2 separate regions of the Homo sapiens genome follow, and region 1 is linked to region 2. A link is a contact called in ENCODE Hi-C data. All regions are on one chromosome and are shown on one strand. The core of a region is the stretch at or near the end of the contact, and the rest is flanking DNA. Distances in the headings are between cores, read along the strand shown. Region 1 holds the start of RTKN (rhotekin). Region 2 holds the start of SMYD5 (SMYD family member 5).

Region 1 (5,142 bases), core at 1,917-4,416, 1.2 Mb before region 2:
AGGCACTGGGGATAAGACAGACTGCCCCTCCCTAGAAGGCTTACAGTTCAGAGGAGTGATGATGAATATTTGAATAAATTAAGGAACAATATCTTTCCCTTTCTTTCCCCTCACACGTCTTTTGTGGTTAATCTCAGATGCCATGGACTTTATAAATCTTTTGATCTGCCTTTCCTACTGACCAGAAGAACTCCCTTCTCCATATAAAATTTTGTGTGTGGAGGATGTTGGTTGTTTTTCCTGTTCATTTTCCATTCTCTCACCTTCTGGTGGTAGTGGTTGGAACATTCTTTGGGGAACAACCCTCCCCCACCTTCTCCCTCCCAGTTCACTGGGTTCTGGTTAGTCTCCAGGAGTGGGCAAGTGACCCCAAGCCTGGCCAGCTGGCACCTAGAACCTCCTTAGCCACAGCAATTGGTTCAGATCTGGCCACCGTCTGACTCCAATGATTGGTTTGGGATGGATGAATGATCACAAATGTCTCACAGCGAATCCCAGACGTGTAGGAGCCTCAGGAAACAGATGCTCTCTTTTCAGCTGAATTTAAGCCTGAAAAGATATAGACCCAGAATTTTGGGCAGCAATTTCGTTACACTGTGGAGAGTGAAGCCAACGTGGAGGAAAGTAGAGCCAAGTGATGGGAAGAGACTGGATATTCCTGACACTCAATGAGTGGGTTAAGCCACATCTAAAGCTTGACCCCTGGCTCATTTGTTTGTATTGGCTCAGTTCCAGGAGCCGATGCATTTCCCCTTTTGCTTTAGTACTTTTCAGTCAGCTTTTCCAAAAGAATGTTGAAATGATTTGCCATAGCAAAACATTTCTAATCTGGACTCTCTAAGAGCTCAAGACTGGTATGTCTCTGGGTCCAGCCAGCCTGCCATGTAGGAGTCTCACCCTTTCTCAAGTTCTGTGTTCTGAAGCCTTCAGGAGATCTGTTTATGTGTGATCAGCAAGTTAATCCTTTGCCATTTCCTTCTCTTCCACTGGGCTTTCCCCAGAGGGGGCAAGAAGGGAACCCTGTTTTTTGTTTGTTTGTTTGTTTGTTTGAGACAGAGTCTCGCTCTGTCGCCCAGGCTGGAGTGCAGTGGCACGATCTCGGCTCAGTGCAAGCTCCGCCTCCCAGGTTCAGGGCATTCTCCTGCCTCAGCCTCCTGAGTAGCTGGGACTACAGGCGCCCGCCACCATGCCCGGCTAATTTTTTTGTATATTTAGTAGAGACGGGTTTTCACCGTGTTAGCCAGGATGGTTTCGATCTCCTGACCTCGTGATCTGCCCCCCTTGGTCTCCCAAAGTGCTGGGATTACAGGCGTGAGCCACCGCGCCTAGCGGGAACCCTGTTTTTATGGAAGCAGGGAGTGGTAAGTCCAGCCGGGCAAGTCCAGCCATCCAGCAAAGCAGCTGATTATATCTATATCTATCTATATCTATATCTATATCTATATCTATATCTATATCTATATCTATATCTATATCTATATCTATCTATATCTATATCTATCTATAGATAGATAATATTGGCCAGGCGTGGGCCACGCCTGAAATCCCAGCACTTTGGGAGACCAAGGCGGGTGTATCGCCTGAGGTCAAGAGTTTGAGACCAGCCTTACCAACATGGTGTAACCCCATCTCTACTAAAAATACAAAAATTAGCCAGATATGGTGGCAGACGCCTGTAATCCCAGCTACTCCGGAGGCTGAGGCAGGAGAATCGATTGAACCCAGGAGGCAGAGGTTGCAGTGAGTCGAGATCATGCCATTGCACTCCAGCCTGGGTGACAGAGTGAGACTCTGTCTTAAAAAAAAAAAATTAAAATAAATAAATAAATAAATAAATAAAAATAAAAAATTATACATATTTGTAATGCTTTTTAAGAGATGGGGTCCCACTATGTTGCCCAGGCTGGACTTGAACTTTCGGGCTCAAGCAATCCTCCCACCTTAGCCTCCCGAGTAGCTGGGACTACAGGTGTGCACCACCATGCCAGGCCAATTTGTGTGTGTGTGTGCGTGTGTGTGTGTGTTTTGTTGAGACAGGGTTTCATGTTGCCCAGGCTGGTCTCCAACTCCTGAGCTCAAGAGCGATCAGTCCCCCTTGGCCTCCCAAAGTGCTAGGATTACAGGCTTGAGCCACTGCACCCAGCCATCTTTTTTTTAGACGTAGTTTCGCTCTTGTTTCCAAGGGTGGAGTGCAATGGTGGGGTCTCAGCTCACCACAACCTCTGCTTCCCGGGTTTAAGCGATTCTCCTGCCTCAGCCTCTCAAGTAGTTGGGATTACCGGCATGTGCCACCATGGCCGGCTAAATTTTGTATTTTTAGTAGAGATGGGGTTTCTCCATGTTGGTCAGGCTGGTCTCGAACTCCCAACCTCAGGTGATCCACCCTCCTAGGCCTCCCAAAGTGCTGCGATTACAGGCGTGAGCCACCGCGCGCAGCTGCTCTTTATGACTGCAAATATGGGGCACTTGCCTTGTGCCAGGCACTATGCTGGGCATTTTACCCTCATTCTTATAGGTAATCCTCATAGCAACTTGAGGAGTGGAGATAATTACAGTATTCCCACTGAACAAATGAGAAAACTGAAGCTCAGAAAGGCCAGTGACTGGACCAAGTTAATGATTGCACGGTTAGTTAGTGACAGAGCTGGGGTTTCACGACGTGTTTAAGCACCGCCCCATCAGTTGTGGCCACTAGGCTTAGGCGGATAGCCTCGCAGAGGAGCCTAGGTGGGGAGGGGGACGAAGAAGGAACATTTGGGACTGTGGGATGTTGAAATGGTCTCTTCGGAGGCTGCCGGGATTGAAACTGGGCAAGGTCCCAGGGCCCGAGTAGAGCCAGAGCGTGCTACGCGGCGATCCCTGAGCCACGGGGTTTTCAGCGCCCGGGAAGCCAGGCTTGCCAGGTTGGGGCGGCTGGCGGGGCAGGGCTTCTCGGTCCGTCCCAAGTCCAGGTAGGCGCTCGCGACCCGCGCGGGCAGGGAGAACGCGCTCCCACAGTGCTCGCGAGGTGCAGTGCGCCCCTGGGGGCTCCGGGGCCGTCGGGCCAGGTCGGCTTGGCGCCCAGGGACTGGCCGGACGGGCTGGGCCTTTGGCGGGGGTGGAAGAGGAGGTTGCCGCGCCCTGCCCGGCCCAGGTGTCGTCTCCGGGGGCGGGGTTTGGAGCCCCGCAGCGGGAGATTCCCGGCCGGACTGGCGGACGAGCGTCGAGAGACAGAAGCCGAGGAGAGGAGGCTAAGCCGGGCGGCGCGGGGAGCGCACTGAGCAGGCAAAGTCGCAGGGCCGCCAGCATGTTCTCCCGAAACCACCGGAGCCGGGTCACCGTGGCCAGGGGCTCCGCCCTGGAGATGGAGTTCAAACGCGGCCGCTTCCGACTCAGCCTCTTCAGCGACCTGCCCGAGGTGAGAGACTCGCGTCCCTGCCTTCCCCTTCCGCGGCTCCCGGGGGCAGCCCCAGCCACCTCGGCCTCCTTCCCTCGCCCGCGTGCACGCCGAGGGGCGGAGACGCACGGTCTGGGTACAAACCCGACGGAGTTGTTGACTTAAAAAGTAAGGTGTGGACGGTCTGCATTTTCATCGGATCCATGCTGCCCATTCCGCGGCCTGGTTAGGATTATCTGCCTGAGCCTGGAAAAAGCCCGGGTTGGTCTCAATTTGTAGGGCCCCAGCTCGACTCCTAAAATGTGCCTGAACCCCAAAATGTCTTGGGCATCCCCGGGCCAAGGGCGGTGGGCAGCTAGGCGGGCCCCAAGCGCTCGGACTCTTGGCCTGGGCTCCCGCTTGTTCCCCAGTCGCCAGCCCCATCCCACAACCTGTCGCAGCCATCTGGGCCAGCCTCTGTCATCAACCCCGACTTTAGGCCGGGGCCGCTCGCTTCCCCGAAGCCCAATTCAAAGGCTCCTCTATGCCCCTGCAGGGCTTTTAACTCCTTGGGGTTACTTCCCACACGCAAAATTTCCGCCTCCTTTTCTGGGGCCTAAGAGGAGTCCAGCCCCTAGGCTGAGCGTTTCCCCCGTCCGCCGTCCACGCGTTAACCTGTTGGATCCCCACCTGTAACGCCCTAAGGGCTAGGGCGGGGCTGAAGGTGTGTGGTTGAGCGGGGACTGAGAGGGCGAATAGCTACCCCGAAGACTCTTCTGTCCCCAAGGTCAGACTCACACTCGCCCAAGGAGAGCCCAGTTCCAAGCCTTCCCTTCCGGGTCTGGAAAGGGTTAAGTGAGGTGGGCCTTCCTTCCGCCCCCTCTACCTCCCGGCTGGGATTCCAGGCCTGGCTTCTGCCCTTTCCCTCCAGCCTGCCCAGAACAAAGAGGCTCTTTCACACCCTTGTCCCGGCGTCCCGGGCCTTCTCTGACTCAGAAGCTAGTGGACCTGGGGAGAGGGGGCCTTTGTCGCGTCCCCTTGCCCCCAAGCGACTGGGCCCGAGGAACCCGCGTGGGGCCAGCGTGGGGGAGTAAGGGGCGAGGCCCGGGACCAGGGGGAGGGGCCTGTGAGCTGGGGCCGCCCCTGGGATTAGCCCGGCCTTCGGGGACAGCTCGGAGGAGCTGGGGCGGAGCCGCAGGGCCTGGCGGCCGCCGAGTGAAGTGTGACTCCGTGGGCCTGGCGTGGAGGCGGGGGCGCTAGGCTGCAGCTGGCTCGGAATCGGGGCTGGTTTCCTGTCTGGAAGGGAAGGGGCCTGCAGAAGGGAGCGGGGACAGCAGCAGACAGGCACACCCCTGCCTTCCTCTCTCCCTCTCCTCCCTTCTCTGGAAAAGCGAGGTAATTGTGAGCCCAGGGTGGAGCGGGCTGGATGGGGGCCCTGAGTTGGAAGGGGTGGCCCTAGGGCTGGGCTGCTTTGCCAACTCACCCCTTTGTCCCATTCCCTGGGCTCACTCTCCCCTGAGGTCCTCACCTGTGTGGCTCTTTTTCCCAACTTTCTCAAACTAAGCTGGAACCCCTCTCGGGAAGCTCCAACCTCCTGCAAACCCCATGACTCTAGAACCTGCATGAGGCGTCGTTTCCCTGCCCCCTTCCAGTTGTGCCTGCCCCTCACTGCCCTCTCCGCACACAGATTCCCTGTCCACCAGGCCAGGGATGTGGGCGGGGGCTGGGGAGCGGCCAGAGTCGGAATGAAAGGGCCTTTTTCTTCCACAGCTGGGAGAACAGCTGCC
Region 2 (4,669 bases), core at 803-3,302:
AGGAATGAGCCACCATGCCCGGGCAGACTATGTAGTAGATTTTAAAATCTTGATTAAAAGAAGAAAGCCCACAATAAGCCATGCTGCTATCCGGCTAGTGCACCAGTATGGTAATCCAGCTGGCTTCCACTGGACCTGGTGAGGTTTCTGTTCTGACTGGTCATGTCTCTGGCATAATAGTTGATAAATTTTTGAAAAGTCATTCCTATCCACAGAAGCAATAAACAGTAGTCAAAAACTACTCCCACTTGAGGCCCCTGGTCTATATAGTTTCATGACCCAATTCTCTCAAACCTTTAAAGAATAAATAATGCTCATGCTATTTAAACAATGTAATGACAGAAAGCATTTCTGTTTTACCAAAAAAAAACAAGTATAACCCTCATGTGGCAACTTGAGGAAAATAACACAGAGAAAAAAATCACAAACCAATCTCATTTGAATAGAGAAGCAAAAAGCCCAGGATAATCCATGCTGTTACCAAGTCCAGGCAGGTATGTTATTTTCTCCAGCAGCAGATCAGATGTAGGCAAGGAGAGGGCAATCAGCTAGGGCCTTGATAGAAGCCTGGGACAGGAAAACTGTGCAAGGAGAGTGGCTGAAGTGAAGAAGCGAGAGGGAAGAAATGAAGAAAGGAAGGGGCTGAGAGACTGGGGGCTAATGAAGAAAAAGGTGAAGAATATCACTGCAAACCAAGAATGATGGAACTGAGAGGCCTTCAAACTGTGGCCACCCAGGAGCACTAGAGACTATGGAGATGGAGATAGGAACAGGTAAGGAGACCAGGGATGTAGGGAAGCTGATTTACCAGGGAAGGAGCAAACTGCTCCAGATACCTCTAGAGCAGAAAGGGGGCACGGAAGGTTGAGCTGGAAAACTAGATCAATATGATGACGCTGAGAGCAGACAACAGACAACTAGAGGTCTTACGTCTTGGGCAAGAACCAACCATACACACAGCCACTACACAGGATAAATTATTCAACCTCACTAGTAACCAAAGAAACGTAAATGAGAACAAATATAATTTTACACATATCAATAGGCAAAGATAACTAGGAAAAAAATACTGCTGGACAAAACAAGAGGATGTTTGCACAGAAAATGAGCTCTAAGACTTTTGACTCTGGGGATGAAAAATACCATACAACAATAAAGGGTCCATTAATAAGGGGTTGGTTGAGTGAACTGTGACCCTCTCACGGAAGAAGCTACTACTCAGCTCTTAAAACTTAATATGTAGAAATAGGCTTGATATTGAAAGATTCACTGCTGCATCAAAAAGCAGTTTCTAAAAATGTAATTTTAACGTACTCATCTTTGCACAAGTATAGAAGTATGGGTGATTTTTGTATTTTCTTTCCTTACATGCATTTTGTATTTTTTTCTACAATGAACTTTTGGAACACAATAAAAACGACAAAATCACGTCACCTTCCTGCTAAAAACTCTCCCAATGCCCCCACGGCCTTTGGACTCTGGTCCAAATTCCTCAGCACTCCAAGGACCCTCGTGAAGGATCTTGGCCTCTCTCCTCATCCCCTCACCCAAATCTCACACATGAAGTTCGTGAGGACTCCCTCTTTTACACCTCAGTTCTCTCTGCCCGGCACATCCCCGCCCACCGTTCCAGGGATACAGCAGCAAAGCCCCCTAGCCCCGCCCCGAGCAGCCACAGAAGGGCCTCCCGCGGGCTGGCCGAATTCCGCTGGGAGGAAATGCGCACGGAGACTCCGGAGGCCCGGGTCTATCGCGTGACCGCGCCACGAGCCTGCGCGCAGGGACAGACTGGGAGCCCCCGGGCCGCGAGCAGGGGCAGGGCCGTAGCGTCCGAGCGGCACAGAAGCCTCTGGGCTCCGGGCATGGAGTCCGGCCGGGCTGTCTCCATGGCCGGACTGGGGAGAGGCTCCCGGCAGGACCCGCCCCGACCTCACCTTGGCGCTGCTCACGAAACGGACTTCCACGGAGACCCGCGCGCGGCCCGCCACGCCCACGCAGAAGGAGAACACGTCGCACATGGAGGCCGCCATCTTGGGCGCGCCTCCGCCTTATGACCCTTAACCCCGCCTCGACCTGAGAGGCCACACCCCCTTCTGGTCCCGCCCCCGGCGAGAGTGCCCCTGAGGCTGCGAGGTTTTGGGCTCCACCAAGTCTGAATTTAGGTTCCGTGGTTTGTTGACGGGAGTGTAACTGGGCCTGCCTTTGTGCTTTTACATCGGTGCCTTTTTGTGTCTGTACCTCTGTATCAGAGTCTGTGTGCGCGTACAGTTTTGATGTGTGTATCTTTGAGTCCGTTGCATGTTTTGTTGTGGTTTTTTTTTTTTGAGATAGTCTCACTCTGTCGCCCAGGCTGGTGTGCAGTGGCGCGATCTCGGCTCAGTGCAACCTCTGCCTCCCAGGTTCAAGTGATTCATTCTCCTGCCTCAGCCTCCCGAGTAGCTGGGCGTACAGGCGTGCGCCACTAAGCCCAGCTAATTTTTGTATTTTTAGGGGTTTCACCATGTTGGCCAGGCTGGTCTCGAACTCCTGACCTCAAGTGATCCGCCCGCCTCGACCTCCTAAAGTGTTGGGATTACAGGCGTGAGCCACCTCGCCCGGCCTCCGATGCATGTTTCTATGTATGTTGTCTCTGTCCACACAGTGGCCTGTCTTCACTGAGTAAAGCGCTCTTTGGACCCAGCCCTAGAGTGGGACAGCAGAAGGCCAACTTACTCCTATCCTGTCTAGCTCTCAGCCTGAAGGGAAGGACTAGCTTATACCCCGGAGCTCACTCACCCCACTTGAAGAGTCCAGGACAAGATTTCCTTTCTCGGTAATCCCTCTGGCAGCAGAACAGTCCTGCCAAAGGTCAGGGTGGACTTGTGCCTCTGTCAGATTCTTCAATGGCTTAGGGACCTTGCAACCGGGGGTAGCGGAGGAGTCCATAGGGGACCTCAGATCTGAGAACCTCTGAAACTGGATACAGAAGTGAGTGTGCATATGCACACACTGTCGTGAAAAGGGGGAGGGGCCTGTTCTCTCAGGACCCCAAGAAGCTGCAAACCACAGACCTATGGCATTTGTCCCCACAGCTAGGCCTGACTATCAAGCCTTGTTTTGTTTCCTTGTCCCCTGATTTTGTGAGTTTTGTTTGAGACAGGGTCTCGCTTTGTCGCCCATACTGGCATGGGGCGATCTCGGCTCACGGCAGCCTCCAGCTCCCGGGCTCAAGAACAGACTGGGCAACGTAGTGAGACCTTGTCTCTCCAAAAAATAGAAAAATTTGCCGGGCGTGGTGATGCGTGGGAGGATCACCTGAACCTGGGGAGGTCTAGACTGCAATGAGCCGTGATCAAGCCACAATTATCTATCAAATAATTATAGATAGATAGATAGTTGGCAGGGACAGAGAAAGGTTCTTGAAACTGACCCTGCCTCTCCTCAAGCTTGCAACCTGGTGTCAAGGAGCGAATAGTCCACGGACTTGGGGGAGATAGATAGTTGGCAGGGCCAGAGAAGAGGCTCTTGAAACCGACCCTGGGTCCCCTCAAGCCTGCAGCCCGGTGTCAGGGAGCGAATAGTCCACGTACTTGGGGGCAAACCTACCCGAGAGCAGCTGGGGGCCGTGCCCTCACTCACCACCAGGTGGCAGGGCAGGCTTCCTTCCATCCCTCAGCTCAGTCCCCAAGAGCCATTCTAGAATCTGAATGGTCTGTGCTACAGAAATCAGCTCTGCAAATCCTGGCAGCAGGCTTCTTTCAGAGAAATCGAGCACATTCTTGAGAAGAAAAAGGAGCCATGAGTCAGAGTCATGAAAGGGGGAAATTATAACTGTCCTGTGAAAACACAGCAGAGTTTATGACAAAATGCCAGCCTTGGCATACACAAATTATTCTATAAAAAGATGGGGCTTTGGGAGGCCAAGGCAGGAGAACCACTTGAAGCCTGGAATTCAAGACCAGCCTGGGCAACAAGTGGACGTTGTCTCTACAAAAAATGTTAAAAATTAGCCAGGCGTGGTGTCACGCGCCTGTAGTCCCAGCTGCTTAGGAGGCTAAGGTGGGAGGATCACTAGAGCCCAGGAGGTTGAGGCTGCCGTGAGCTATGATTGCACCACTGCACTCCAGTCTGGGTGACAGAGCGAGTCCTTGTCTTTGCTGCTGGGCCTGAGCTTCTTCTGAGAATGGTAACAGTTCAGACAAAACAAGAAAACGTTGGGAAACTTTGTGAAGTGGGCTAAACAGTCTACCTTCTCTTCTTTGCTCTCAACTCCTTCTGATGGTGAAGAGTCTTCTATGCCCAGATGCTTATTCAAAGAGGTTCCTTCTCCACAGCCAGGCCAGGAAAATATTAATTGCTGGTACAGGTATTACTCCCCCAGGTGAGGGGAGCTGTGATATTATGAAATATATATTTGGTCTTCATCTCGATTTCCTGGCATAGAACTCCTAAAATCCCTAGAATCTCTGAAGTGATGTCTTTTCATATGCTAATGAGTTGACTGATGACTGGTAGACCTTAAGACTCCATAAAAAACAAAAAGGGCAGGGTTGGGCCGGGTGGTGGCTCACACATGTAATCCCAGCACTTTGGGAGGCCGAGGTGGGTGGATCACAAGGTCAGCAGTTCAAGACCAGCCTGACCATATGATGAAACCCCGTCTCTACTAAAAATATAAAAATTAGCCAGG

The links. A loop is a pair of places that touch in the nucleus more often than their neighbours do. Pooled maps may share reads with other maps.
Region 1: a loop to region 2 is called in a pooled map, with 4 times the contacts of the local background. The contact joins the promoter of RTKN here to the promoter of SMYD5 in region 2. A Hi-C loop is called at or near these places in 5 of 50 pooled maps.

What each region holds. Positions count from the first base shown.
Region 1 is chr2:74,439,961-74,445,102 of GRCh38, reverse strand. RTKN (rhotekin) reads left to right here and starts at 3,166. Exons shown (of 12, transcript NM_001015055.2): 1 at 3,166-3,397. The coding sequence starts at 3,287. RefSeq lists silencers at 3,076-3,155, 3,466-3,525, 4,241-4,550 and an enhancer at 4,978-5,142.
Region 2 is chr2:73,211,628-73,216,296 of GRCh38, reverse strand. It overlaps SMYD5 (SMYD family member 5), which reads right to left and starts at 2,052. Exons shown (of 13, transcript NM_006062.3): 1 at 1,935-2,052. The coding sequence starts at 2,030. NOTO (notochord homeobox) reads right to left here. Exons shown (of 3, transcript NM_001134462.2): 3 at 3,784-4,669. RefSeq lists enhancers at 1,875-2,114, 1,902-2,196 and a silencer at 3,519-3,588.